Regions from separate parts of the Homo sapiens genome. Here region 1 is linked to region 2. A link is an interaction called in ENCODE POLR2A ChIA-PET data of the cell type or tissue named here. Cell type or tissue: PC-9. All regions are shown on one strand. Each heading gives the region's core, and the rest is flanking DNA. Links, peaks and the distances in the headings are about the cores only.

Region 1 (15,966 bases), core at 5,024-13,023, 340 kb before region 2:
ACGGGGTTTCTCCATGTTGGTCAGGCTTGTCTTGAACTCACCACCTCAAATGATCCACCCGCCTCGGCCTCACAAAGTGCTGGGATTACAGGCGTGAGCCACAGCACCCAGCTCCAGTGGCACTTTCTAACAAGCATTGCTTGTTTCACATTCTCATAGGACCTAACAGCTCTCCTTCATAGCCACTCACATCAATAACCATAGATGTCGGGCAGGTGTGGTGGCTCACACCTGTAATCCCAGCACTTTGGGAGGCCAAGGTGGGTGGATCGCTTGAGACCAGGAGTTCGAGACCAGCCTGAGCAACATGACAAAACCCAGTCTCTACGAAATACAAAAAAATTAGCTGAGTGTGGTAGCATGTGCCTGTAGTTCTGGCTACTTGGGAGGCAAGAGATGGGAAGATCGCTTGAGCCCAGGGAGATTGAGGCTGCAGTGAGCTGTGATAAAACAAAAAATAAAATAAAAATAAAAATAACCATAATTTTCATTGCATAATATCCAGTTGCCCTTGCTACAATATCATTTCCGTAAGGGTCATTTTTCTGTTTCATTTTTTACTTGTTAGAGGCTCTAAATTGTAGTTCTTTTTTTAAATAACACAACTTTATTAAGGATAAAATTTGCATGCCATATGGTTCCCCCAGGTAGGTATATGATTCAATAATGTTTCATAAATTTACTAACCATCACACAATCCAGTTTTAGAACACACACAGTTTTAAATAATTTCCATCATTCCAATAAGATCCCTCATGCCCTCCTATAGTTAATCTCCATTCTACCCCATCCCCAAACAACCACTCATTCCTTTCTGTTTCTATAAATTTGCCTGTTCTGGACATTTCATATAAATGGAGTCATACAACATGCAGTGTTTTGTATCTGGCTTAGGATGATGATGATTTTTTTTTTTTGAGGTTTATCCACATTGTAGCCTCAATCACTATCCCTTTCACTCTTTTTAATGCTGAATAATATTTCATTTAATTGATATGCCAGGCTGGGCATGGTGGCTTACGCCTGTGATCCCAGCACTTTGGAAGGCCAAAGTGGGTAGATCACTAGAGCCCAGGAGTTGGAGACCAGCCTGGACAACATGGTGAAACTGTGTATCTACAAAAAATACAAAAATTAGCTGGATGTGGTGGCATGCATCTGTAGTCCCAGCTACATGGGAGGCTGAGGTGGGAGGCTCACCTGAGTCTAGGAGGTAGAGAGTGCAGTGAGCTGTGATTGTGTCACTGCACTCTATCCTGGGTGATGACAGAGTATGACCCTGTCTTAAAAAAAAAAAAAGATATGCCAGTGTCTTGGGTTTTTTGTTTTTTTTTTTTAACAGCCCAGAGGTCTTTTATTTATTTATTTTTTAAACACCTATTATGCCATGAATTCATAGGGAATAGGTTCCAGCAGTTCAGGCTCCTTCCCATTGGTTCTCACAAAGTGTGCTTCTCTGGGTGGAGCAGGCTGGCACTTCAGTTGAACCCAGGTACCTTTCTCTTTGGCTTCTTTCTTTTTCTGATCATTTTCCTTCACACATTTCAGGAAGCTATCTCGGCTCAGAGTGCTTAATGTGCTCAATATGCACATTAATTCTCTTGGCAAGAATCTTGCCCTTAACTTGTTTGTTTACAATACCAACAGCATGCTGGGTAACATTGTAGACTCTTCCAGTTTTGCCATGGTAACACTTGTGGGGCATTCCTTTTTGAACAGTACCCATTCCCTTGATGTCTACAATATCACCTTTCTTATAGATTCGCATATACGTGGCCAAAGGAACAACTCCATGTTTTCTAAAAGGCCTAGAGAACATATGTCGGGAGCCTCTCCTCTTTCCCTTTGTGTTCGTCATTTTGGCGAATTACTGGAAGATGGAGGTTCCGCCCGAAAGGCTTTTTTTTTTTTTGTTCCTTCACAAGTTGATGGATTTTGAGGTTGTTTCTACCTTCTGGCAGTAAGTATTCTTGCTATGAATAGTTGCTGCTTTGGATAGTCACATGTAAGCCTTTGTGTGGACGTAGGTCTTCCTTTGTCTTGGGATTGTACCTAGGAGTAGAATTGCTGGGTCATATGGTAAATCTGGGTTTAACTTTTTAAAAAGCTGTCAGACTCTTTTCCAAAGCATCTACACCACTTTACACCTCACCAACAATGAATGAGGCTTCCAAGTTTTCTACATCCTAGCCAACACTTACTACTGTCCATCTTTTGATTATAACCATCCTAGTGGGTGTGGAGTCGTATGTCATTGTGGTTTTGGTTTGCATTCTCCTGGTGGCTAACGACACTGAGTTATTTTCATGTGCTTATTGGCTATTTGTATGCAGTTAATTTTTAATGGCTTGATTTCCTTTTTTGCCATAGTTTGTTCAATTATTAAATTGAAGCACTCTCTCATTGCAGCTGCCCAGTCAGTGTTTTCTGAGTGAGGGACCCTCTTCTTGACTGTGGCAGGAGGGTGCACTCAACTCACACTTCCCCTTTAAGATCACTGCCCTCTCCACCACTACGTCCCTCTGCAGGGGTTGCATCAATCTCTCTTCTTTCTATTTCTTTTCTTTCTCTCACTCTTTTATTTATTTCTTTCTTTCTTTTAGACAGGGTCTCGCTATGTCACCCAGGCTGGAGCACAGTGTGATCATGGCTTACTGCAGCCTCAACCTCCCAGGCCCAAGCAATCCTCCTACCTTAGCCTCCTGTGTAGCTGGGACTATAGGCGTGCAGCACCACACTTGGCTAAATTTTTATTTTTTGTAGAGAAGGAGGACTCCCTATGTTGCCCAGGCCAATCTTAAACTCCTGTGCTCAAGTGATCCTCGTTCCTCAGCCTCCCAAAGTGTGAGATTACAGGTGTAAGCCATCACACCCAGCGATTATCTCTCTTTTCTATTTTCCCTTCACATCTTAGCCTTTTTTCTTTAATTTTTTTATTAGCCTAATCAATGCTATTTTTTATTGTGGTAAAACAGATATAACATTTACCATTTTAAGCACTTTTAAAGGGTACCCGTCTGTGGCGTTAGGTACATTCAAAGTGTTCTGTAACCATCATCGTCATCCATCCTTCTCCAGAACTTTTTCAACATCTTCTTCAACCAAAACTCTCTACCCATTAAATACCAGCCCCCCATTCTCTCCTACTCCAGCTCCTGTCAACCACCTAAATGTTGCATTTTACACCTAAAATGTATTACTATTTAATTGCCTTCTCAAAGGGATTTTTAATACATTATGTTAATAGTAAAAAGCCAGTAAGGCCAGGCGTGGTGGCTCACTACTGTAATCCCAGCACTTTGGGAGGCCAAGGCAGGTGGATCACTTGAGGTCAGGAATTCAAGACCAGCCTTGCCAAATGGTGAAACCCCGTCTCTACTAAAAATACAAAAATTAGCTGGGTGTGGTGGCACACACCTGTAATCTCAGCCACTCTGGAGGCTGAGGCACGAGAATCGCTTGAACCCAGGAGGTAGAGGTTGCAGTGAGCCGAGATCGCGCCACTGCACTCCAGCCTGGGTAATAGAGCGAGATGCAGTCTCAAAAACAAAAACAAAAACAGAAAAGCCAGTAAGATGGCTACCCCTCAGAAATAAAGTAGGAAGCTGCTACAAGCTAGATTTTTAAAGATATTGCTGGTTACAAAAGTTCCTTTCTTCTGTGGCGTGAACTGTCCAGGACCCTCATACTGGAAATGTCTTGGCCTTATCCAGCTGGTGCCTTGCTGCAAGTCCCAAATCACACCTGCTTGGCTGTGCATCATTTTCTTGAATTTTGTTTATCCAACGACTGGATAAAATGACATCAAGTAATCCATGTTAAAGAAGTATCTCTAGGATAAAAATTTTGTGATTTGGCTGTCATTTCCATCAAATACACCAACTAAATCGTAGATGCTCTCTTTATCTTGCCCTCTTGTCCATATATACTAAGACTAAAAACTAAGTGTTTGCAAAAAAGAATACAAAAAATTTTAGCACAGCAGAATTTTCCTCAGAATGAAGTCTGGTATTCTTATTTACATGTTCAATATTTCTCATTTATGCTTGAACAAGAAACAAGGTTGGTAGCCCTTAGGCAAACTAGAGATTCTGGCTGTAAAACCGTTTGAAAAGGGTACATTTCTATTCAAGGACATGGGAAAGCCACATTTAAAAAAGGATGTTGCTTCTCTACACGTAAAACTTGTTGGAAGACAGATTATCCTCCTAGAAGAGCAGATGTTCTCTATTACAAAAGAGGAAAAGCATTTAGACTCTTCCGGTGGTGAATAGAGGCCACAGGTTACAGCTTTCTTTGGCCTTTGCTTTTAAAAAAACATTCTGCTGAAGGCCTTTTGTTGCCAGTGGTGTCCAGCCGGTTGCCCTTTGTATTTGATGATGACGACATTGAAAGGATTGTTTTGTGCAGGGACTCTGGACAAAAAAGAGACATTTGGGACAGAAAACCTTTCTACATTGTGTATATACATAAAGATCGCTCTAAATTTGGTTCCTTGCCAAAGGAAATATTTTCGAAGATTTTTTAAAAATCCTTGAAACTATTCAGGGTAGTGGATCTCAGAGGGGGTTTGGCATTGGTGAGTAGGAGGCATATCGGTACTATATGGGTCAGTTTTTATAATACATGTCTTTGAGAATCATTGTCTTGAATTTTCTTTAAAATGAATATGAAGAGCTCTGTTGTAAACTGTAATAAACTATATTATTAATGGTTATTTATTGTTCCTGTGTGCTACTCCCTATTTGTCAAATAAAATAAATGTGAAAGAAATGAAGTCACAACCATTGACAGCTTTCAATAATCTATGTGTAGATAAGGAATATTCGTGGCAAGTGAATAATCTCAGGTACCTTCTTCTTTGCCGTTTTATTTCTTCGCTGTGTTCTCTTGCCAACAATAATAGCTAACATGGGTTGAACGTTTGCTTTGAGCTGAGTACTGTGCTACACATACACCATCTCGTGTAATCCTCCAGATGACTCTGCTAAGGAGAAACTGTTATTAATCCCATTCTACAGATGTGGTGGCTGTGGCACAGTAAAGTAACTTACCCAAGATCTCAAAGTGAGTGTGTGGTGGAGCCAAGCTTTGAACCCAGATGGAAGGACACTTTGTAGCCTCTCTGTTTGGGTTTTAATAAGTGCAGGTTTATTTTTTTTTAATTAGCTAAAGCAGGGGAGCTCCAATGACAGGGCAAGGGTAGCTTAGCCAGATAAAATATTAGATGTCCAGTTCGATTTGAATTAAATTGCATGGGACATACTTATATTAAAAAATTATTTGTTGTTTACCTAAAATTCAGATTTTACTGGGTGTTCTGTATTTTTATTTGCCAAGTCCAGTGGCCCTAGGCAAGAGGAGTGTTGCAAAGGAAATGAAGGGAACCGCGTAATGTGTTTTGATTATTGTCCTTTGGGATTATTTGTGGTTTTGGGTTCTTTTTGAAAAAAAAAAAAAAAGACTTTTTTCATTTTAAACATGACAATGTATTTTATTAAGCTTTAAACCAGACAGATGTATATTTTAAGGACTTGTAATATGCTGATAACCTATCAAGGGACATCCCTTGATATGCTTCTTTGCTAGGAATCCAAATCTGATCCATGCCAAGATTTGTACCTCATTGGTTTCTCTATGAAGTGAAACTATGAGAAACACTACCCTCTATTTGTTTGTTTGATTGTTTTTTCTTTTGAACAACAGCAACAACAAAAACCCTTTACCTCAATCTGGGTATATCATGACTTTTTGGAAGCCTTATTCTAGGATCTTCTTTTTAGTTGGGATATCAGTGTTAGCCTAATTTCATTTTCTGCAGATAGCTTCATCATCCCAATTTTTAAAATGTTGATGAAATACTCTTGTGCTTTTATCAACTCCTACTTGGTAAAATCCCCTATCTCTGAGTGGTCACCCTAAAATACATGACATGGGCATGGATATTCCCAGCAAAAGTTCTGACACATTCACAAATGCTTCCTGAGGACATCTGTCTGTTTCCTTCTATGCACATTTTGAACATTCCAGCAGTGAGAATGACTAATGATGCTAAAGCTCTAGAAACTGTCACGTGTTGCTGTTCAGTATGTCAGAGCCTGTCTGCAGATAAGCCTCATTTCTTAAGAATAATCTGTCCCAATCAAGCTAGTTTTGCAACAAGGCTCATTTGCAAGTACCAAAGTCTATGACTTGTGAAAGAACCAAGCCACGCAAACCAAACACAGAACCCAGTGACAGAAACTATTGGTCTTTAGTGCGACTGGAAGGTAGCCAACCTGGTTCCCATTTAGGCAGGGAACCAGTTTGTCTCTCCAGTTAATGTCTGAATAAATTACCATTCATGTCCCTGAGGGTTTGGAATGATTGCAAATTATTTCTGAAATCCTGGGTAGAACTCATGTGGCCACTTACGATAAGCCTTGTCCTTCTGCAACTGGTCAGGTATCAGAGAGGTCTCATAAATCAAGATTGTAGTTATCAGGAAAAGTTGTTGGATTCATAGAGTAGGGGCCAAGGGAAAACTTTCCCTTTGCCCTCTGAAATTTCGTTGAAAAATCAATTGACACTAGACAGATTAACGGGAGAAATGGCATAGAAGTTTACTAATGTGCAAAGAGAGAAAATTACACACAATGGGGTACAGATGGTTATATACCCTTCTTCTTAGAGGAAACGGAGATAGGAAGTGTGGAGATAGGAAGTGGGGGGAAGGGCAGTAAATGATTTTTACTTGAAGAACCAACAGTGACCTGGGACAAAGTCTGTTGGGCCCACAGAACAGACAACAATTTGTGACAGAAGTCTGTTCAGATGTGTTGACAGACTTCATTCAGTCTTTCTTCCTGCTATATGAGTTGCTAATGGCAACTCAAGGAAGAGACCAGAAGTAATTGTTTTCTTCTCTGGAGGGTAAGATTTTAGGTAGATAAGGGAACTTCACAGAACCATTTCATCCTGTGCGTAGGGGAGAGACAGAAGATTGAGAGACAGGAGTGAGGGGAGGTCAGAGAGACCTTGAGCCTTCTTCAGGTTCAGAATATCAAAGCATCATATTTGGGGATATAGGTTTCTGAGCCCTAACAATGGGAAGAATGATCTTTCTGTATCATATGAATACTGAAGATTGTTGAAGTGAGCATCTAGTGCTCCTATCTCGATAAATTATCCAATGCCTTTCCCATCTCTTTCTCCTACCCATTCTCTAGTGGCCTGCCCCCTTGCCCTTTTTATTGTAGTGAAAACTTAGTAGTAAAAAATACACTTGGTAAAAATCATGACATCATGTAAATTGTATGTAAAAAGATGACATGCTCATACAAGATGCTTGATTCATTGCCTAGCAGAGCAGGCCACTGGTAGGTCTGCATACCACGAGCTGGTCTGTTTCGAGGTCACTTATGCTTACTATCATTGCAACAACTACTTCTTCCTCAGAAATTAGTCAGTGGAGATGTGACATTTATTTTATCTCAGAATTTTTATGTCTGTTTCTGAAAAGAAAAAGGTACCAGCAGCTGCAGTTCCCACTCCGTCTCCCAAAGGGATCTGGGCTAGAGGGTAGGGTATTGGATTTGTCATCATATTTTCCATCTGCTCACAGATTGTGAGGTTTATTATTGTTTCTGTTATTGTTTTTTGAGACAGGGTCTCACCTTGTTGCCCAGGCTGGAGTGCAGTGGCGCCATCTTGGCTCACTGCAACCTCCACCTCCCAGGTTCAAGTATTTCTTGTGCCTTAGCCTCTAGCCTCCCTGGTAGCTGGGATTACAGGTGTGCGCCACCAGGCCTGGCTAATTTTTGTATTTTTAGTAGAGACAGGGTTTCACCATGTTGGCCAGGCTGGTCTCGAACTCCTGACCTCAACTGATCCGCCCACCTCAGCTTCCCAATGTGCTGGGATTACAGGTGTGAGCCACTGCACCCCACCAGAGTGTGAGTTTTGATCTCCAACAGTATGCATTTTCTAGTGAAATTCGGTTTAATAAAATGAATAATGAGATAATAGCTAACATATATTGAGAACTTCCCATGTGTCAGGTAGTGCTCTGGGTGTTTAGGGTATTCTATTATTTAATTCTTACCACAACCCTATGAGGTGGGTACTAGGATATCTCCAGTTTACAGAGAAAACAAGGTGCAGAGAGATTAAGTAACTTGTCTAAGGTCACACAGACAAGGAGTGCTGGAGCCTAGGTCTAAGCCAGACAGCACTAGATCTTCATGACTTTGTCACAGTGCTTCACCTTGGAGAATAATGAGATGATGCTGGTATGTAGACATGCTAAGGAGGTCTTCCTTGCCTCACAGTCCTGATCAATATGGAGGCTTTTATGTAGTTCTGTTTGCGTTCATTCTTCCAATGCAAAGCTGGAGTTTACCTAGTGGGATAAGATTTGATTTTCATCCTTGAGAATGAGTTGTTCTTCAGGCTGGCCCATGAGTCTTCATCCTGTCAGCATTCTGATTACATTTCTCATTATCATTCTCCTGCAGTGATTCATGAGTATGATAAAACCGAACAGCCTTCTCAGTAAATAAGCAAAGCTTAGCTTACGGGGAAAAAAAAAAAAAAAAAAAAGTAGAGCTTTCCTTGAATCTGGAGAAATTAAGCACACAGGTGTCCTGCAATATTAGTTAAGAGACTACTGCACCCATCATACTGTAGCTTAAGACAGTTTCTTCTTTTAGTTTTTTCTAAAATGTCTCCATGTCTGTGTTATGCCACAAATAACACAGCCTTGGTTAACTTTTGGACTAAAAAAAATCAACTTATTGGCCAAGCATGGTGGCTTACACCTATGATTGTAGCACTTTGGGAGGCTGAGGCAGGAGGATTGCTTGAACTCAGGAGTTTGAGACCAGCCTGGGCAACTTGGCCAGACATCATCTCTACTTAAAGAAAAAAAACCGCCGGGTGCGGTGGCTTACGCCTGTAATCCCAGCACTTTGGGAGGCTGAGGCGGGCAGATCACGAGGTCAGGAGTTTGAGACTATCCTGGCCAATATGGTGAAACCCCATCTCTACTAAAAATACAAAAATTAGCTGGGCATGGTGGCGCGTGCCTGTAGTCCCAGCCACTCGGGAGGCTGAGGCAGAAGAATCGCTTGACCCCAGGAGGAGGCGGCTGCAGTGAGCTGAGATTGTGCCACTGCACTCCAGCCTGGGTGACAGAGTGAGATTCTGTCTCAAAATAAATAAATAAATAAATAAATAAATAAATAAATAAATAAATAAATAAAATAAAAAATAAAAAAACAAAAAAAATAAAAAAATAAAAAAACAAACAAACTAGCCAGGTGTGGTGTGCGCATGTCGTCTCAGCTACTCAGGAGACAGGTGGGAGAATCACTTGAGCCTGGGAGGATGAGGCTGCAGTAAGCCACAATCCTACCACTGCACTGTAGCCTGGGTGACAGAAGGAGACCCTATTTCTATTATAAATAAATAAATTTATTGAATGTCGTATTATATGTAGCATACCATATTTAAGCAGGGTCAAATTTTTGGTCTGACTTTTCAAATTAATGTGAATAAGTCACTTTGAAATTTTGGAGACAAAACCTTATTTAAGTTGAGAAATAGACAAACATTCATCCACTAAGAATTATTCTTTTTATTATTTTTAGTGTGTTTGAGTTGGTTCTTGCAAAGAAAATATAAACAAATCCCAAATATGAAAAAGTTTCTAAGTTTATATTAAGTGTATCCCATGAGTGACACAGGAAAATCCCTTTTAAGAGAAATGGTATTGCAAAAGACACAGCAAATCTTTTTCTCTTTTAAATAAAAATATGCATTCTGTGTCTAAGCATTTTCCAAACCTTTCTCCTTTGTGTGGCTTTTACTAAACCTTCAATCCTATAACAGTCATTGACTTCTTCCTACTTTCTTTTCCTCTCTTTCCTTCTCTCCCTTCACTCCCTTTCTTTTTCCCAGTGTTTACTGTGGGCTAGGCACTGTGTTAAACACTTTACCTGCATTTCTCTCTTTAACACTCAAAATGACACCATGAGATAGGTACCATTTTTTGTCCCATTGTGCAGATGAAGAAATCAACACTTTGAGAAGGTAAAGACTTTATAAGGTCACAAATTCTGGAAGAGCAGAGTCAGAATTCAATTCCAGGTTTGTCATATTTCAGAGCCCACAGTTTATTGCTTTCTGTGTAATGAGTAAATATTTCTTTTAGAATCAAAAAATATTTTAATTAAAATGTAATGACAGGAAAATAGTTTTGATCCTGGGAGCAAGAATTAGTCAAGAATGGACCTGATCTAAGACCACTGTAGTTTTTTGGACAGGCTATGAGCCAGTGGACTGGCACAGATGAATACAAATAACACATAGCTAATACTAATTGAGAATCTAAAAGGTGTATTCTGTGGCCTTTATAAGCATGAACTTATCCAATGAGTTCCATGAACTCATGATATAGATACTATACACTTGTTCTTATTTTAAAGACTAGGAATCTGAGGCACAGGGAGATAAAGTAACCTATGGAAGGTCCTGCTCAGAATCAGTGGAAGAATGAGGATTCTGCCTTCATTCCTAGCATTCTTCATGTGGTTAGCATAGTCCCCTAACCACAGTGCCAGGGCACCTCTTGCCTGTGATCCCTAAGTGCTCTTCTGCAGGTTTCTTTCTTTCCTTTTTTTCTATTGTTTTTTTGAGATGGAGTTTCACTCCTGTTGCCCAGGCTGGAGTGCAACGGCGTGATCTTGGCTCACCACAACCTCTGCCTCCTGGGCTCAAGCAATTCTCCTGCCTCAGTCTCCTAAGTAGCTGGGATTTACAGGCATGTGCCACCACGCCCGGCTAATTTTGTATTTTTAGTAGAGACAGGGTTTCTCCATGTTGTTCAGGCTGGCCTCAAACTCCCGACCTCAGGTGACCTGCTCGCCTCGGCCTCCCAAAGTTCTGGGATTACAGGCGTGAACCACCACACCCAGCCTCTTTTGCATGTTTCTTGGGGAATGCAGAGCCAGTTAACTTTACAACTAGCCATTCACTTGGAATTCACATCCACAGCATAGAAAAGACCATAGCGTATGCTTTCCCTATGGAGAGAATCCAATAACTATCAAGCCATATATTCCCCTTTTTTTTTTTTTTTTTTTTTTTGAGACACAGTTTCGTTGCCCAGGCTGGAGTGCAGTGGTGCAATCTCAGCTCACTGCAACCTCTGCTTCCCAGGCTCAAGCGATTCTCCTGCCTCAGCCTCCTGAATAGCTGGGATTACAGGTGCCCACCACCATGCCTGGCTAATTTTTGTATTTTTAGTAGAGACGGGGTTTCACCATGTTGGCCAGTCTGGTCTCAAACTCCTGACCTCGTGAACTGCCCTCCTCCGCCTCCCAAAGTGCTGGGATTACAGGTGTGAGCCACCACGCCCGGCTGCCATATATTCTTTGTATAAGTGACAGGTCTGAAAATAGCTGTGTTTATGATTACGGAGTTAAAGGGAAAAGAATGCCATAGCTAATGGGAGAGAAAAATGAAAGGTCAATTGAATTCGCCCATGGTAAATGTTAGAAATTTAAGGGTCAATGTGATCCTTTCATATGAAATACTAAGTTCTTGGAATCAACTTACGGGAAAATCTAGTATGTTTAGTGTTTTACAAGTGCTTTTTTTTCTGCCTAAAATTTAAGAAATACTTTACCCAATGTACTAAATATATATGTGTGCATGTGTGTGTGTGTGTATATATATAAAAAATATATATAATATAATATATAATTATATTATATACACACATATATAATATATAATATACATATTGTACATATGTATAATACATATTACATACATATGTATTATATGTATAATACATATTATATATATTATATGTATAATACATATTATATACATATATTATATGTATAATACATATACGTATATAATATGTATAATACATATTATATACGTATATTATGCGTATAATACAGATATATGTATATATATGATATGTTGTGTGTTATATATAACATATATATGATATGTTGTGTGTTATATATAACATATATAGGATATGTTGTGTGTTATATATAACATATATAGGATATGTTGTGTTATATATAACATATATAGGATATGTTGTGTGTTATATATAACATATATAGGATATGTTGTGTGTTATATATAACATATATAGGATATGTTGTGTGTTATATATAACATATATAGGATATGTTGTGTGTTATATATAACATATATAGGATATGTTGTGTGTTATATATAACATATATAGGATATGTTGTATGTTATATGTAACATATATAGGATATGTTGTGTGTTATATGTAACATATATATGATATGTTGTGTGTTATATATAATATATATGATATGTTGTGTGTTATATATAACATATATGATATGTTGTGTGTTATATATAACATATATATGATATATATATTGTTTTGGTGAGTTGGTACTTTTTTTTGTTATTGTTGAGATGGAGTCTTGCTCTGTCGCCCAGGCTCAAGTGCAGTGGCGTGATCTCAGCTCACTGCAAGCTCCACCTCCCGGGTTCATGCCATTCTCCTGCCTGAGCCTCCCGAGAGTACAGGCACCCACCACCACGCCCGGCTAGTTTTTTTGGTATTTTTAGTAGATACTGGGTTTCACCGTGTTAGCTAGGATGGTCTCAATCTCCTGACCTCGTGATCCACCCGCCTTGGCCTCCCAAAGTGCTGGGATTACAGGCGTGAGCCACTGCACCAGGCCCTGTGCTTTGTTTTTTTAAAAGAAACTTCCTAGAAACCCTGATCAAGTGGGAGTTTTTTTGAACCCGTTAATAAGAACACTTTATTGTAATGAAAATAAGAAGTATTTGGGCATGCATCTGATAATTATGTGTTGAATGCCTTCTGAGGGCAATGCTTTGTGCCATGTGTCATGTGCCTGGTGCAGCTTCCACTTCCAATTATGTCTGGAATCTGATTTCACCATTGATGTCACCACTCCACCATTACCATTCTGCTTTCAGCCATTATCATCTCTTGCCCAGATTATTACAATAGCTTCTAAGTGCTCTCCCGGCCACTCCTTTCCCTTTCTGTAACACAGACTCCACCCAGAAACAGCCACAGTGATGTTATAAAAATCTAAACCAAATCAAGTCATTTTTCTGCTTGAAATAATGCAGTGGCTTCTCATCTTATTCAGGAAAATAGGTAATCCAAAGTGCTTATCAAGGTTTGCAAGGACCTTAGGATCTGGCTCACTGCCAGTCTTCTCTCACCCCTCCTTTCTCAGCTCTGAAGTCCTCCTGGCTGCTCCAAACATGATTGCTCAGTGTCCCCACACCTGCTGTTCCCTATGCTCGAATGCTTTTCCCCTTGATGTCTCCCTGGCTCACTTCCTTCCATTCTCCAGGTCTCTGCTCAAATATCACCTCAGTAAAGAGTCTGTTCTTGACCATTACATAAAATAGTACTCACCTCCTACTGCCATCAATATCTATCCCTTTACCCTGTTTTATTTTTCTTTATAACAATTACCGCCTCCTGACACAAAATACATTTCATGTATCTGCATGAGTGAATTCAATTGGCCTTTTATTTTCTTTCCTGTTATCTATGACATTCTTCTCTTGCTTATTGTTTTTCTTACCTCATTGTCCATGCCATATTAGGTTGTAAGCTACATGAACATGGGGACTTTCCTTTTTTTTTTTCCAACAAATATTTTTTGTTGTTTGTTTTTTTGAAACAGAGTTTCACTCTTGTTGCCCAGGCTGGAGTGCAATGGCACGATCTCAGCTCACCGCAACCACAACCTCTGCCTCCTGGGTTCAAGCAATTCTCCTGCCTCAGCCTCCCGAGTAGCTGGGATTACAGACATGCGCCACCACGCCCAGCTAATTTTGTATTTTTAGTAGGGACGGGGTTACTCCACGTTGGTTAGGCTGGTCTCGAACTCCCGACCTCAGGTAATCCACCCACCTTGGCCTACCAAAGTGCTGGGATTACAGGCGTGAGCCACCGCACCCGGCTTCAACAACAAATATTTAATGAGCACCTACTCTATGCCAAGCTCTAGGCATCTAGAAATTAACAAAAGAGACCAGGTCTTGTACTTATGTAGATTACACTTCAGTAGGGTGAGATAGACAAGAAACAAGCAAGTAAATACTATCATATGAAAGATGGTGATTAATGCTCTGGAGAAAAATCAGAATGCTGTAGAATATGGGATGATTTGGTTAGGGCTAAAAGGATGACCTGTCTTTAACAAGGTAGGCAAGACTATAGGAGGAGCAGGTTTTGAGAGGAAATTAAGAATTTGCAATATACTTGTTAATTTAAAAATGCCTTCTAGGCATCCCGTGGAGAGGTTAAGTATGAGTCTGGAGTTCCATGGAGAAAATAAGCTGACATATAAATTTGGGATTCACCTGTGCACAGCCATTGACTGGATGAGATCACAGAGAGAATGGCCTGAGGGATAGAAGGGATCAAGCCCAAGTCATTGCTCATCCCAAATTAAAGATTTGTAAAATGAGAACGAACCTTAAAAGAGGACTAAGAAAGAATGGTCAGTGAGACTGGGCACAGTCGCTCATGCCTATAATCCTAGCACTTTGGAAGGCCCTCAAGGTGGCAGGATCGCTTGAGCCCAGGTGTTTGAGACTGGCCTGGGCAGCATAGCAAGACCTCCCTCTCTACAAAGAACAAAAAAATTAGCCAGGTGAGGCAGCACACACCTGTCATCCAAGGCTGAGGTGGGAGGATTGCTTGAGCCCGGCAGGTCAAGGCTGCAGTAAGCTGTCATTATACCATTGCACTCCAGCCTGGGTGACAGAGTGACCCTGTCTCAAAAACAAACAAACAAACAAACAAACAAACAAAAAACAAAAAGGTCAGAGAGCACTGAGGAGAATCAAGAAACAGTTGTGAAAGCCAAATGAAGAAAGCAGTTTAAATGTGACTGACTGACTGATGGCCTGTGTTAAATCCTGGTGAAAGATCAGGTCGGGTGAGTTTGGAGAAATGACCACTGGGTTTGGCAACCTCAAGGTCACTGATGACTTTGACAAGTGCTGTCTTGGTGAAAAAAACATCTCTTTTAAGAACTTTTGCTTTGAGGGGAAACAGGGAATTGAGGTGGTAGGATCAAGAGAATTTCTCTTAAAAAAATTATTGTAGGCTGGGCATGGCGGCTCATACCTGTAATCCTAGGACTTTGGGAGGCTGAGGTGGGCAGATCACCTGAGGTCAGGAGTTCGAGACTGGCCTGTCCAACATGGTGAAACCCCGTCTCTACTAAAAATACAAAAAAATTACCTGGGCCTGGTGGAGGGCGCTTGTAATCCCAGCTACTTGGGAGGCTGAGGCAGGAGAATTGCTTGAACGTGGGAGGCAGAGGTTGCAGTGAGCCGCGATTGTGCCACTCCAGCCTGGCAACAAGAGCAAAACTCGGTCTCAAAAAAAAAAAAAAAAATTATTGTCCTAGAAAACACTAATAACGTTGGCCTGGTGTGGTAAACCAGCAATTTGAGAAGCCAAGGCGGGGAATTGCTTGAGCCCAGGAGTTCAAGACCAGCCTGTGCAACATGGGGAAAGCTTGTCTCTACAAAAGATACAAAAATTAGCCAGGCATGCTGGCACATGCCTATAGACCCAGCTACGCAGGAGGCTGAGGTGGGAGGATCACTCGAGCCCAGGAAGTTGAGGCTGCAGTGAGCCATGATCATGCTACTGCACTCCAGCCATAGTGACAGAGTGAGACCCTCTCTCAATAAATAAATAATTTTAAAAAGAAAATTCATAATATACAATCTATCCTCTTAAAGTGTTCATTTAGTACAGTATTATTAACTGTGAGCACAAGAAAAATTTTTTTTGATAGAAGAAATCACAGCATATTTGATAAAGTGAAAGAAAATTCATGTTTTGGGAAGGATAAAATTGCTGGAACAATGTCCTAGAGGAGATAAGAAGGGAGGGATGGCGAG
Region 2 (15,966 bases), core at 3,322-11,321:
TTTGAGTTTTCATCTTACAAGACACATTATTATATCTCCTGCCAAAATGAAACTGTGACAATTTTCTCATTTCTATACTCTTTATTTATTTCATATGTTATTGCTCTGGCTAGAAATGAAGAATAATACTCAAGGTGAATGGGAATATTTTGCTTTGTTTCTGATTTTAAAGTGAGGCATGTAGTGGTTCATAATAGGATTGATTATAATTGAAACAGATAAACTTCAGTATGCTGGACACTTACTACTTTTGTAGAAATTTAAGAATGTGCTGAATTTTATCAAATGCCTTTTCCATATTTATTGCTCTTATCATGCATTTCATATTGTGTCATTGTAAAATACCATCTGCCTGTCAAGTATTGTTTTAAAACATTAAATTTGCTAAATATTACCTAGTGTTAGATGTAGGCCAAAAAGGCAGCAACAGTGGAGTAGGAAGTTCATGAGTTTTAGAGTAAATCAGGCTTGGGGTTCATTTGGCTTTGCCATTTATTTTAGATCAGTTATTTGACTTCTCAGCGTTTCACTTTCCTCATCCATAAAATAAAGTTAATAATACCTATCTCAGTAGAATTGTTGTGAAGATTCAAAGACCTAATCTCTTTAAAACACCTACTGCAGTGTGTAGCATGTATTATTAGTTGTTCAAAAACTAGTTTGAAAGCTAAATTATATGATTGATTTATAGTTCATTTTCTTCTTTGTTAGGTTTTTGCATCAGAGTGACATTTGGTAAATATTTGGCAAATATTACTCAATGTTTGTCATCTTTTCCAGCTTGTGGGATAGTTTATATAGCATGGTGAATGGCTCCGCCTTCAAAAATTCACTACAAGATATATCTAGTATGAAAGATTTTAAAATTTCTTTTTAAAATTTTTGTTTTCCTACACTGGTCTTCTCTGCATAGTATGGAAGATTAAAAAATAATATTCAACTATTTTTAGTATCATTACTCTGTGACTCACATTTCTAAACATGTATTATTTCCACACCTCACTTGTATGGTGCTTTACTTCCTTATATTCTCTATACGCCAGGACTACTTTGACTTACTGTGAAAATATAAACCTTTCAGCCTATTCAAAGTAACCCAATACAAATTCCACTTTGAAGGTAAACTTATTTAGTAGGTACTTTCAGAACTGAGTGTTGTTTCCAATTGCTTTCTTAGCTTAATTTTTTCTGCTACTATTTTTTTTTATTACTCAGATTTGGGGCTGTATTTTGTTTTCTTTTCTTTTTGAAATAGGGTCTCACTTTGTGTGAAGTGGTGCGATCTGGGCTCACTGCAGCCTCGACCTCCCAGGTTTAAGCAACCCTCCTGCCTCAGCCTCCCCAAGTAGCTAGAACTACAGGCATGCATGACCATTCCTGGCTAATTTTTGAATTTATTTTATTATTATATTATTTAGTTTTTAGAGATGGTGTTTCTCCATGTTGCTCAGGCTGGTCTCGAACTACTGAGCTCAAGCTATCTGCCCACCTCAGCCTTCCAAAGTGCTAGGATTATAGGTGTGAGGCATCACACCCGGCTTTTTTGGCTGTATTTTTGTTTTTATGATTATAAATGACAAAGATCAACAAGGTTTGGAAGTTAATGGACTATGAGTAAATTTATTGGAAAGTAGACTCATAAGCATGTAAGACTGGCCAAGAAAGTGAATGTCAAGAGAAAGAAGGAGGAGTCAATGGCTGAGGGATGCCTACGGTAGTGAAGAGAACCACTAGGAGAATCAAGATCTCTTTCATCCTTTCTGCATTCCTCCACAGTGCTACAACACACTCCAAGGCCTGTGTGGGAGCAGTTTTCCCAGAGGATGGAGGCAAGTTGATTCTGAGTTTCCTATTTTAAAACAAAATCTAGGGTTTGACTTTATTTTCTGAAGTCTGGGGAAGGCTTCATCTTGGTACAATTGTTGTGATAGAGGTAGGTGACAGTGAGGACTGAGGGGCAGCTCAGCTTTCTCTTAGGTGGCTGCAATTCTTTTTTGCAGGTGAGACCAGGAGCACAGCTCTGGGGAATGTTTCCCATTTGCCTTTTTCCTTCTCTTTCCCTGTCTTCCCCTTCCTCCCAAAATAGTGAGTTGTGGGATTACCAGTCCGGGTATCAGCTCTTTGTTAATCTTCCAGTTCTTGCATTTCTTATTCCAGCCACGAGAAAGAAGGCTAGCACTTTCATTGTGAACCAAGGTCATTATGCTGTTTCTCCACATCCATGAAGTTAATGCCTACGGCTTTTCAAATGTTGTGAAAAGAATTAGCCAGGCTACCCTAAGTACCAGGACATAATTATGTGGTGGAGAGTACCAGGTCCAACAGTTACTCTCTGATTGATTAAATGAAAGAAAAAGCTTTTATTATTACACATATTGTATAGAAGATGGAACCAGAACAAAGGGGTCTCCTTTATTGTAAGGGGTCTCCTATGTGGTGCCAGTGGCACAGATGAAAGATCATGAGTCCTCTCTATGAATCCCTTGGCCACCTCATAAAATGGTACTATCCAGCAAAATATTATTTAGTAGCAAAATATACTTTAATGGAAAAATCATTTTAAGTAACTGAATAAAAATGTGTACCAGGAACTTTCCCAATAGACAGCAGAATATGTACATTTTGTGAGGGTAGAGCAGCATCTATTTAATATAATTTTTATATAGAAAATACAGGCATATTTAAAAATGGAAACATGTAAGAAAGTATGTCACAAGGAATAACAAAATATATCACAAAATAAAAAAAGTAACCCCAAGTAACAAGTTTACTAAACAAGACCCAGCACCATGTTGGACTTTCTTTGCATAAGTTCCAGGATGCCCAGGCACTACCGAGGAGAGATGATCCTGCTTTTGGGAGAGCCAGATGGTCGTGCAGTGGTTAAAACCCAGTCCTCCTTTTCCTGGAAAAAAAAAAAAAAGCAACCAAATAGATTCAAAAGAAAAAATTGAACTGAAGAGCTAACATCTCTTTAGGAGTTGATGAAAACAGGATTGAAAGTCCCAGATACCTGGGCATTATCTGTGATGTTTATACGGATGGGGGTCATTCTTTGAGATAACTAAGAGGCATGGGAAACAAGTGCTAACTTATGGAAAGATCTGAGAAGCATCAGACCTGAGTTTTACTCTTGATTCTGCCACTAGTTTTCTATCTATCTTACAATTCTCTCTTCTGTAAAATGAGGGGTTTGGAGCTAATGAACCTAAAGGTCTCTTAGTCCATTAACAATCTATGGTTTTTCATTATGATATTTGCTTAGGATCAGTTTTCTGAAGATGTGCACAGAGGTCAGAGGAAACACAATTTCCTTCTGAACAACTGAATTATCTGGAGAAAAGGCCAGGTCAGTCTTATTTATCAGTAGAGAAGGTAAACATTGAGGGATTTAATGGATGCCACAAGGCATTTCTCTACCAACTGACATTCATGCCAGGAAATTGCTCCATCTGTTAACAAACCTTTATTGAGCAGCGACTTTTGTGCCTGTACAAGGCACTAGGCATATATATATATTTTAAAACAAGATCTTACTCTGTTGCCGAGGCTAGAGTGCAGTGGCACAATCTTGGCTCGCTGCAACCTCTGCCTCCTGGGTTCAAGCAATCCTCCCACCTCAGCCTCCTCAGTAGCTGAGACTACAGGTGTGTGCCACCATGCCTGGCTAATTTTTCTGGGTATTTTTTGTAGAGATGGGATCTTCCTATGTTGCCCAGGCTGGTGTTGAACTCCTGGGCCCAAGTGATCCGCTTGCTGCCTTGGCTTCCCAAATTGCTGGGATTACAGGTGTGAGCCATCACACTCAGCCCAGCATACAAACTTTAAGGCATTCAGTCTCGTAGGAGAGAAGGAAAAACTTATACGGTAACATTTATTGTTTATTTCTCAGACAAGCACTCTTCCCCCTCCCACTTTCTTTTCTTCTGGGAATTGCCAGACTCTCCTCCCTTTTACCCAGTTTTTTGCCAAAATTACCCTTTATGTTGGTACAACATAATCCAACCTAGGACATTGATTCATGCTTGGCCATTGAATCAATCTGGACCAATCAGAGTCCTGGATTTTTAAACTGGGACAGTGTACTATGTCTCCGGATACTGTATGGTGACATGTAAAAAATTCTGTAAGAAATTTTGTCCTGGCCAGGCACGGTGGCTCATGCCTGTAATCCCAGCATTTTGGGAGGCCAAGGCGGGCAGATCACTTGAGGTCAGGAGTTCGAGACTAGCCTGGCCAACATAGTGAACCCTCATCTCTACTAAAAATACAAAAATTAGGTGGGTGTGGTGGCATATGCCTGTAGTCCCAGCTACTCAGGAGGCTGAGACAGAATCGCTTGAACCCATGAGGTGGAGGTTGCAGTAAGCCGAGATTGCACACTGCATGCCAGCCTGGGCATCTGAGTGAGACTCTGTCTTAAAAAAAAAAGAGAAATTCTGTCCTTCCCTTCCACATGAACTAAACAGAAGAAAACCACTCTGTAGCTAGACAGGATGGAGGAGACCCTGGAAGAGGTGGTGACATGGGAGGTGGAGAGGTACACGTGGCTTTCAAGTCCCCAGTCTGGTCCTCCTGATGCTCAACCACTCCTCTGTCCTTGGGTTCCATACAAGGTCCCTCTATTGTGATAATAAATTCTCTTCTTTGCTTAAACTAGTTAGAGTTTTAGCAAGAATTACAGTATATACAGGAGGAGGAACCTGTCTGGTCCTCTGGGTTGCTAGTTAGCCTTCCCTTGAAGGTGAGCTACACCTCTCAGCTTAATTTGCCATTATTTTTCTTGGATGCCTATATCAAACTTTTGCGTAAAAAATCTAGATCTTGTTTTCCTGATTAATGTACAGTATTTTAATACATGCTAATAATTATCCTTTCCTCAATCAAGAAAGAACTCCTATCGACAGTTTTTAAATCATGCAAACTCTCTCTGGGCTTTTCTTTATCTGAAAAATGAAGAGGTTGAAATATAAAATCTAATATTATAAAAAAGTACTAAATACTTCTTTTTTGAGTCACTGTTTTTTCTCTTTTATTTCCTCTCTTTTGGCTCTCATTTTCTTAAATTCAGCTCTGCTCTCAGGTAAAGGTATAATCTTGGCAGCTTCTAAATATATTTGTCCATTTCAAATTTGCTGTTTAGGGTTCAGTTTATTTTTTCTCCTTTTGCAGAGATGGCATATACTTGAGATGATGTGAGGAAATTCACTGGCATTAGACAGATTTTTTTGTTGTTGTTAGGTTTTACTTTAATTGCTTTTTTATATTTGCAAGTTGACTTTGACATTCCAATCAAAATAACAAATCAGGAAATGAAAAATAAAAGTTTTCAGTTAACTGAATTTTTCCCACTTTAAAAAATGAATATGGAAATACCCATTTGTTTTTAATGAGTCCTATATGGTAGGGGTAAGTGTACATAATACAAATCTAAGTGCAGTGATATATATTGAAAGTCTTAAAATATAGCTGATAATATTTCAACATTGCAACATTGGTGAGGACAATGTTTGAATATTGAAAATATTTTATCTGTGGTATGTCACAATATGGCTGATATTTTCCTGATGTTTAAAAAGTTATAAATGATCTTTTAAGTATTTTCCCTTTGACTTGTGATAGTATTTTTAAACTGTGATATTTATCTGGTCAGAAATAAGAAACCGATGAAAAAACATATTTTTACATAATCTTTTTGTAGTCAATGAAATGCTACGCATAGAAACACTAAAATACAAAATATATTACTTTAAAATAAACGTTTCTTATCAATTCAATACTATTTTTATTGTAATGAAGAACTTAAACATCTATTGGGTCATTTTCAATAAAATTACATTGAGTTTATTTATTTTACATCCTTGCATCTGTAGGATGCAATCTTCTGTTCAAGAAGTTTATTTATTTATTTATATAACCGATTTTTTTTAATTGCAAAAACTGTGGAATGCTTCACAAATTTGTGTGTCATCCTCTAGCATGGGTCATACTAATCCTCTCTGTGAAGTTCCAGTTTTAGTATATGTGCTGCTGAAGTGAGCACAAGACTGCTTATTTTTGAGATATTCTTGTTTTGTCAATCCTGAACTAATATTTCTTAGCTTTGGCTTTAATTCAAATTTAGAGAGCCTGTCTCAAAATGGATGTTTTCACATACAAAATACTTACAGTCAAACTAGACAGAGATAACTTCTGGCTCTTAGGACAATTTACTTGAATTTTAGAGTCTTCATGTTATAGGCGAACATTAGTTTTTGGTTATCTTACCTGGAACAGTTATGTCCCGTCCAAGAAGAAAGACAGTGACATCGGTTTGGTCTTACACATTTTCCACCATTTAAGCAGGGAGACTGGCAAACAGCTGGAATAAAAAACCCATGCATTTATTTAATTAATACTTAGCAATTCTGATGATATCCATAAAGGCACGTAGGATAAGATTTGACTCTACTTCCTGCAGCAGCCACTGCTGGTCTTCATATACCGTTAGCATTATCCATTTCTGCTGTTCTGCTTGACTTCACATCCTTATGTGGTACCACCTCCCTTTTTCCTTCCAAGCTGGTCAATTTTCACATTTAAGTCCCAGATTAAGTTCTACCTACTTATTGAAGCCTTTGCTGATCACTCCAAGTCCACTGATTTTCCTCTTCTCTAATCTCTTTTAATTTATGCAACCAATCTGACACTTTGAATGTTTTGAACTATAAATTTTTTTGTGTTCAATTAGATTGTACATTTCTTTCCACTGACTTGAAGCTCAAGATTGTAAATTCCTCGAGGGAGTTAGCATTGAACTCTATGATTGATTGGGTGATTAAGTCAGACGTCAACTTTTATGATAATAAATTAGGCACATGGATTGTCTAAAATAACAGATGATTCAACATCCCTTTGTGTTTGGAGAGGAGACATATTTCACGGCTTTTGTCAGCTTTAACTAGAATTACAGAAACTGGTTAGTCACAGATAAAACCCTGAGAGGACACTGAAAGATTTACTATCTAGGTGTTTTTCTCACAAATCCATAATCTCATAACCAAACTCTTCATCTGCATAAATGTATTTGTTAAAAAACCTGAAGATGCTGGTATTTGGTCTAGATGAATTTTTAGCAAGTGTAACATATCAAAGAGAAAGGAGAACTCCCTGTAGGAAGGAAATAAAATGTCTGTTGGGAGAAAGCTGGAAGTAAGAACCATTCCAATATCTGTAGCACAGAAAGGCAGGCTCTTTCCTGGATGAAAAACTTATAATTCACCATTGTACGTATATAATATACATATTTTTGGTGAATTATAAGTAAATGTCCTTTCTTCAGTCATTCATTCATAAAATATGGAGAAAATGTCTGCTAAGCAAGTAGTAGGCACTTGATAAGCACTGGTCCTTGTCCAGAGAGAACAAGAGAAGACAAGTAAAATACGTCTTTCCCCTTAGGGAGCTCTCTTGGTAAGTTAAGAGTAAGAGCTGGCCAGCAGAATACACTTATTAGCAATCTAATGGGAAAGAAAATTATGAAACAAATCAGGATTAAAACAAGCAAAAATAAAACTCAATAATTGAAAACCAACTCCCCATAGTTTCTGCTTGCTGATATAAGAACACGTTACTCCTTTTCAGGACTATGCTGAATTAGCAGTGCCTGACTGCACTAACAAACTAGTCATTACATTTACTTCCTTGTCTAAAAGCTTAAGCCTCCTTCCCTATCACGTCGGTGGTCCCAGTATTCCACTCAGGGCCACCTTTTCATGTTGCGTGTCTTCTGCAGTGTTATTTTTTCCTCCCGTGAGTATTTTTCAATGATGACTTATAAATCTCTATCTTCATCTAAATGCATTTTCTGGGAACCTAAACTATCATCCAACTGCTTATCACTTCCCTTGTATGTTTCTGCTTATCACTCCCCTTGTATGTTTCACAGTCCTCTCAGACTCAGCGTGTCCATACTTAACTCCTTATCTCTACTCTCAAGCTTGCTTCTCCTGGCTTCTCTATCTCAGTAAATGGCAACACCTTCCACTCCAGTGCCCAAGCTGGAAACAGCTTTTAGTCTTCCAAGTAGTATTTGGCTCCTCACAATAGATCTGTAACCAAGTAGCGTTGATTCTTACTCTTTAACTGTCTCTCAAATCTGCTCTTTTGTGGTTGTTTCTCCAGACTTCACTAATTCTTGCCAATTCTGCTTTTACAATCCCGCAATGAATCTCTCTATTGTAAGTCTTGCTTTCTTCCACTTTTCATACTGCTGCCAAAATCAGTTTTCTAAAAGAAAATCCGATCACATGATTTTCCTGCTTAAGATCCTTCAGTGGCTTCTGTTGCTCTCAACACATAATTTAGCATCTTGCACTTCGCATGTGATGTGTTTCCTGATCGGATGCTGCCCATCTTTAGAGCTTCATTCCAGCCACTCCCCTGCATTTCCTCTATGGCTTTGGTTATCCTTTGCTGAACACACCTGTATATTTTGTGGTCCATGCCTTTAGCTGCAATGATTTTCTTCTGGGGACTCCTTTTGTTTCTCCTCAGATTCTATGCTTCAGTAGCTTTTTCTGAACTTCAACATTTGGTTAGTTTACCCATTTCACTGTTGTCATAGCCCCTCTTATAGATTTTGATTAGCCTCTATCTTAACACGTCCTAGTTATCTATTTATAGGCCATTCCACATCCCTTCCCCTTTCCTAGATTGAAATTCTGGAGGGCAGGAGCCCCTGTTTTATATGGTTGTGGTATGCTTAGTACTTAGGGGTGTAACTATGCTGAGGTAGCTGCTGTAAGATTTGGCAGAACGAAGGCTATAGAGTTCAGTGTCATTAGGAGCATATTCTTATTAGAGAGCTAAGGTGTTAAAAGAAATGCAAATAAATCAGATCTATTTATTAGCTTTAAACTGCATGATTCTAACTAGTTGTGTAACGTTTATAGAAATGGAATGTTAGAAAGTAGATTATTGTGATATTGAACAAGTTTAGAGATCAGAGGAAACTTAGGCAGGACTTGGGGGTTGAGTGAGGCTAGAATAGGTGGAGGAAAGAGGAAGATCATTGCAAATGTAAGGAGATTGGGGAGGAGAAGAGGCTGCTTGCAAGGGTAGTGAGAAAACCGTCACTGCAGGGCACAGTGTGTGATGGTAGGATAACAAGTGAGTTGTGCTTCAGCTGTGCTGAAGCTGGCTTATGCAGCACCTTGGAAGTCAGAAGAATTCAGGGTGGATGTGGAGACTAAAATAGAGAACCATTTTAGCCTCTTAAACATGGCAAAGACATGCCAAAGTAGTACATTGATGATGTTCAGTCTGGAGGGACATGGAGACAAGAAGGTCAACTAGGCCATGATCCAGAGTCTTTTACTGACTGGTGACAGTGGTGTGGAGTAGAATGTGAGAGATGCTGAGCAGGAAGGAACAAAAATAATGATGGTGCTGTAACCTCAGATGAAAGGGAGGGTGAGTCAAGAGTAATTCATTTATTACCTGCACCAGTAAGGTACCTGGAAAAAAGCAGAGCTTGTTTATAGATGAGCAGGAGAAACGTGGGTAAATAGCAAAGTTGATTTGTTATAAACAAACACTATATAGACTGCTTTCAGAGTCTCAAATAAGGCCTTCAAATTCAGCCTCCAGGACATATTTCCTTCTCTACATTCATGAATGGCTCAATTTTGGCTTTAGGTAGGGTGACGACTGCACATCTGCTTTTGTCTGTAACAGTACTTTTCAGTCTCATTTCTCTGGTTTACTTATTAATAGTGCCTCTTTTACTCTCAAAAATGTCCTGGTTTGGAAGCTAAATTATATGGTCTTTCCAGCCTTAGGGTTCATGACAAGCTCTGGTGTTAGGAAGCCCTGTCTATACTTTACATGCCATTTATGTTTTACTCCACTGAGGAGGTGGTATAAACATTGTTTATAGGAGGAATAGTGGTATGTCAGAATTAATACTTCATAAATATAGCAAGCCCTATGTTTTAAGTGGTGGCTTAAAATTTTAGGACACTAGAAGGTAGTTTATCATTTTAAATTGAGTTATTTGACATTTACTAAAAATATCTACTATATTTCGGCACTATGCTAAGCACTGGGGATATAAAGATGATAAAAAAAAAATCCTTGCCCTCAAGTGGCGTATAATCTAGTGGGGGAAGGGATAGATAATCAAGCAATTGAACAGATGTCAAAGTATAGTGGGCCAAATGCTGTATTTGAGGTCTGCAAGAGGTGCTAACAGGATGTTTTTTACTAATCAATCAACTACCATTTGTTACTGTTGTCCATGATAAGAAACCATCTCTTTGATGAGTTTTGTAATATTTTTCCATTTCTTTTCCTTTAAACTTTTTTTTAACTTTTATTTTAGGTTCAAGGGTACATGTGCAGGTTTGTTATATAGGTACACTTGTGTCATGGGAGTTTGTTGTACAGATTATTTCATCACTCAGGTACTAAGCCTAGTTCCCAATAGTTATTTTGTTCTGATCCTCTCCTTCCTCCCACCCTCTACCCTCAAGTAGGCTCCAGTGTCTATTGTTCCTACGTGTTTACGTGTTCCCATCATTTAGCTCCCACTTATAAGTGAGAACATGTGGTATTTGGTTTTTTGTTCCTTTTATAAGGATGATGGCCTCCAGCTCCATCCATATTCCACAAAGAACATGATCTCGTTCTTTTTTATGGCTGCAGGGCTATTACTAAAAAGTAAAAAAATAGGCTGGATGCAGTGGCTCATGCTTGTAATCTCAAAACTTTGGGAGGCCAAGGTGGGTGGATCACTTGAGGTCAGGAGTTCAAGATCAGCCTGGCCAACATGGTGAAACTCTGTCTCTACTAAAAATAGAAAAATTAGCAGGGTATGGCAGCAGGTGACTGTAATCCCAGCTACTCCAGAGGCTGAGGCAGGAGAATTGCTTGAACCTGGGAGGCAGAGGTTTCAGTGAGTCAAGATTGCGCCACTGCAGTCCAGCCTGGGTGACAAGAGTGAAACTCTGTTCTCAAAAAACAAAACAAAACAAAACAAAAACATGCTGGGGAGGTTGTGGAGAAAAGGGAACACTTATACACTGTTGGTAAGAGTGTAAATTAGTTCAACCATTGAGGAAAGCAGTACGGCGATTCCTCAAAAACCTAAAAACAGAACTACCATTCAACCCAAGCAATCCCATTACTGGGTATATACCCAAGATAATAGAAATCATTCTACCATAAAGACACATGCTCGTGTATGTTCATTTCAGCACTATGCACAATAGCAAAGACACGGAATCAACCTAAATGCTCATCAATGGTAGACTGGATAAAGTGTTTTTTTTTTCATTTTAACTTAAATTGTATTTATGTATAACCTTGTTCTTTCTAAAGAGTAAGCATGAATTTAGTAATTTAGCTTCTTAGAGATTAAAATAAGTATTATTCTGAACCTCTGTGTAATGTCTTCTCTATGCTCTGCAAAATGAAGCAGATGACATAAAGAAGACAGATAATTGAGTAGACTTAGATGCTATTCTTCGGCACATGACCTGGAAACGTGTTTAGGCAACCATAAAATTCAGTGTTGAGACACGAATCAAGGGATCATCTTGAGGAATTTTTGAGAAACATCAGTACTTTTTCATTTTGCCACCACTTCTGAGTCTAAGTCACACTCTTCAATGTCCTCTGGAGTTTCATGGGCCTGAGCCACCAAGAAAACAAACCATGAAAGAGGCCTACCTGTATGACAGCGAGACCCCGTCCAGCCAGGCGGGCAGTCACACTGGTAAGGGGCCACACAGCGACCTCCGTTCAGACAGGGAAGAATGCAGATTGCTAAAAAAAAAAAAAAAAAAAAAAAAAGGAGGCAGGGGGGATTGAAATGGCGTTGATCAAAGTACACATCTTAGATAGGTTCAAGGGTTCAGAAAACATTTTGCAGGAGTGAAACCTTATATGACTCACTAAATAAGTTTCCTGCATGTGTTCTGCTTATTAATGAGTATCATTGGGAAAATACAATCAGGAAAGTAAGCCTGGATTCTTAGCCACATGTAATGACTTTAAGGCCAAATCCACTTTCAGTGAAGACACTCCGTAATCAGTGTCTGCAAAGTGCTTTGCTTTAACTCTTCACAAAATAAGCAGAACGGTCTCCATTTATTATAGTTTCAAATTTCCATTACAAATTACATAAAATGTTCTAAGAGGATTTGGCTGCCTTGAGGCTCTTCCTGTCTTGAACTAAATGTGAGAATGGGAATCAGATAGGCTGTAACATAGGGTTGGAGTTTGCAACATTTTGGTAGCAATGGGACAACACACCCTTTATTTCCGAGAAGCTGAGGACTGACGGTGACTGAATGATGCCTCCCGAACCCTGTTCATGACTATCATTCCTCCTCCTAGAAATCACTGAAATCTTTAAAGAGGCATAGTCTGTTTAAAAGATGTGAGTTTGTTGCTTTGCTCCCCAAAATCAAGTTCCCTAACCCCAATAGTCTTTGCATCACCTAGGAGTTGGTTAGCAATGCAGATATCAGGTACCAACTCAGATCTGCTGATCTCCCAGATGATCTGTATGCATAGCAAAGCTTGGGAAGCACTGGTATAATGAAGGAGGGCAGGCACATGCTCAGTGAGCCAGACCAGCTAAGGCAGCCAAGCCAGACCTGTCGTGGGGTACCCCAAAGTCAATGCTTACTAAGTCTTTGGACTCTTGACATAAGGGCAGGCTAAGTCTGGGAGCTCTAGGTGAAATGGAATGATTGGGGTGAGCTGGAAGAGAAAAGTGTGATTTCTCTTCTTTTTTAATCATTTGAGAATACTTGTTTTGGTGAGTTGTTAGCAGCCTAAATTTATTTCCATCATACATTTTCCTTTATAGATTAGTTGAAAAAGTCACACTTAAAACATTTTAGTCTCTTATAAAATTCCTGCCCTGTAGGAAAAACTGGTATAGACCAATGGCCATCACATGAATCACTCTTAATGGTTTACATACACTGCTCCTGTTGAAATATGAAACCATTTTATCCTTATATATATTTTAAGATATTGAAATAAAGTGTAGTTGAGATATTTAAAAATTTAACATCACTATCCATACCTCCCTGGAATTTCAAATTGTTTCTATAAGGATCAAAATTCTATATTAATTTACCAAGTATGGATATAGGAGTGCCAGCTTTTCTTATTTTCTTAATGAGTAGAAACTATTCTTAACAACAAAGAGGAAATGGTGAGCTGCAAATATTACCTGCAAAGTACATGTTTTGCAGTGGTGCACGTTTATACCAACTGCAGCAATGACTGACATAGCACATAGTAGACCTTGAGTTAAGGGAAGAGGATAGCTTGGAGACTTTACAACAAGCTCCTTCTCAAGAAGACTTTTGCAAATTTGTGCCAGGGAACATGTGAAAATGACTTTAGATGGATCTTAATAACAGTATTTTCAAAGTCATTAATATTCTAGATCTTCTGCAACCTGTTGACACATATGTGCTCTGTTTGGTGTGGACAAGGACTTACAGCAAATGAATTCTTCCCAACAGTACAACCATTTCCTGGTAACTCCCCTCAGGTGGGAGCATCCAGGCAATTTGTCAGGACTCAAAGTAAGATCTGAAGAGCAACTCACGTTCTTCACAGAGGCGCCCCATCCAGCCCTCTGGACAGGAACAAGCATTTGGGCGTTGGCAGATGCCCCCATTCTGACATGGAAATCGACAGACAGCTGGAAAAGAAGCAGGATGGGTCACAAATGTAGGGAATTATGAAGGGAAGGAGTCAGAAAATAGAATTGCCCCTTTATATCTCATACTATTTCCTTGAGTCAAGCTTTCAGGAAGAGAGACAAAAATCGAATCTCAGGAGGGAATTTCAGTATGTGGAGAAGTACAGCATTTTATTGGCTGCTATTATTTCAGTTTTCCCTGTAGCTTTATTGAGGTGCAACAAATAAAAATTGTATATATTTTTTACAACCTGATGTTTTGATTTATGTATAGATTGTGAAATAATCACCACAATGGAGCTAATTAGCACATTCATCCCCTCACATAGTTATTGTTTTCTTTCTTTCTTTTTTGTGGTGAGAACACAAGATCTATCCTTTCAGCAAATTTTCAGTATACAATACAGTATTGTTAACTACAGTCACATTGCTGGACATTAGAACTCCAGAACTTATTCATCTTGCATAACTGAAACTTTGATACCTTGAGCAACATCTCCCTATCCTCACCCCCTCCCAGCTCCTGGGAACCACCATCTACTCTCTGCTTCTATGAGTTTGACTGTTTTGGATTCCACCTATCAGCAAAGTCAGGCAGTATATGTCATTCTGTGTCTGGCTTATTTCATGTAGCATGATGTCCTCCAGGTTAGTCCATGTTGTTGTAAATGGCAGGATTTTCTTCTTTTGCAAAGCTGAATAATATTTCATTGTATCTGCCTATTTTTATCTGCATGTCTATCTAATCTATCTTCTTAATCATCATCATCATCATCTATCAACATACATTTTTTTATCCATTTATCTGTCAACAGACATTTATGTTGTTCAATATCACACACACAACACTCATTCTGACTTTAGACTTTAAGTGAAGTCTGGGATATTCCTTTAAGATGTCCCCCCTCAAAAGGCTCTACATTCTCTTACATCCCATGTATTGGTGATCTCACTTCTCATTGTTGCTGCCAGACAATGAGTCCTCTTTCTCTTGCAATAGCCCCTGTTTCTTTTGAGGCTCATGCCATTCATCCATTGACTTCCTCAATCTTCCCTGCTTCACCAGTTATTAAAGTCCAAATCTGTTTTTCTTGTAAATTTGTTTGAGTTCATTGTAGATTCTGGATATTAGCCCTTTGTCAGATGAGTACATTGCAAAAAATTTCCCCCATGCTGTAGGTTGCCTGTTCACTCTGATGGTAGTTTCTTTTGCTGTGCAGAAGCTCTTTAGTTTAATTAGATCCCATTTGTCAATTTTGTCTTTTGTTGCCATTGCTTTTGGTGTTTTAGACATGAAGTCCTTGCCCATGCCTAAGTCCTGAATGGCAGGTGGGAATTGAACGATGAGAACACATGGACACAGGAAGGGGAACATCACACTCTGGGGACTGTTGTGGGGTGGGGGGAGGGCGGAGGGATAGCATTAGGAGATATACCTAATGTTAAATGACGAGTTAATGGGTGCAGCACACCAACATGGCACATGTAGACATATGTAACAAACCCGCATGTTGTGTGCATGTACCCTAAAACTTAAAGTATTAAAAAAAAAAAAAGTCCAAATCTGAACAGTTTGTGGTCAACTCATCCAACAACTCAATTATTTAGTTCCTTGGTTTTATCTGTGTGTACTAGCGTACTTCTCGACTTCTAGCAAATATTTGTAGAATGAATGAAATAATTATTATGATGTATAAAAATCATATTTTATTATAAAAGTGTAAGTTTTAGAAGGATATAATACTAGGGTGCCTCATTACCTCTTTCTATTTTGCAACATTTCAAGCACAGAACCTAAGAGTTCTATGTGCTTTTAAAACTCAAACCATAACATTAAAAGAAAATTACACAGCTGCTAAAAGAAATTTTAAAGCCAAGGAAAAATAAAGTAGTATGCATATTAATTGCTGGACAAATCAGATTTCTATACACATTTCCCTGCAGTTTCACTAAGAAATAACCATTCAAATATTTCCTTACCTCTGCAAATAGGAGGTGATGTCCATGTTCCATTTTCTAAACAAACACTCCTCAGGAAACCCTCCAACATGTATCCACTGTAACATGAGTAGGTGATCATGTCTCCATATTGATAATGTACGCCTCGAGCAATTGCATTTTCTACGTGAGCTGGTGGACCACATGAGATTTCTACAGGATAACAAAACAACAATTAAGCTTGTGCTATTAACACAGACTGAGAACACAGTCTCATCTCTCAGAATGAATTAAAGAGCAAAAATAAAATACATAAG

The links. Peaks named below come from ENCODE experiments on the same cell type or tissue, not always from the same donor. Only the 100,000 strongest peaks of a DNase experiment are listed, where the experiment ranks them.
Region 1: POLR2A ChIA-PET joins it to region 2 with 5 read pairs; 1 of 35 experiments calls an interaction of 5 or more read pairs at or near these places.

What each region holds. Positions count from the first base shown.
Region 1 is chr9:110,023,501-110,039,466 of GRCh38, forward strand. The region is part of intron 7 of PALM2AKAP2 (PALM2 and AKAP2 fusion); the gene reads left to right. It also overlaps the pseudogene RPL21P87. Among named protein-coding and RNA genes, the nearest start is that of C9orf152, 180 kb to the right of the region's middle. RefSeq lists an enhancer at 4,171-4,340 and a cis regulatory region at 4,256. In PC-9, for the core only: no CTCF peak of the experiment used is centred there; DNase peaks (open chromatin) are centred at 6,141 and 8,491; H3K27ac peaks cover 2,465 bases.
Region 2 is chr9:110,363,656-110,379,621 of GRCh38, forward strand. It overlaps SVEP1 (sushi, von Willebrand factor type A, EGF and pentraxin domain containing 1), which reads right to left. Exons shown (of 48, transcript NM_153366.4): 44 at 15,692-15,862; 45 at 13,616-13,711; 46 at 11,713-11,808; 47 at 6,268-6,361; 48 at 1,593-2,905. The coding sequence ends at 2,884. It also overlaps the pseudogene RNU6-1039P. Among named protein-coding and RNA genes, the nearest start is that of TXNDC8, 34 kb to the left of the region's middle. RefSeq lists a silencer at 6,114-6,408 and enhancers at 8,524-8,693, 13,763-13,932. In PC-9, for the core only: no CTCF peak of the experiment used is centred there; a DNase peak (open chromatin) is centred at 6,856.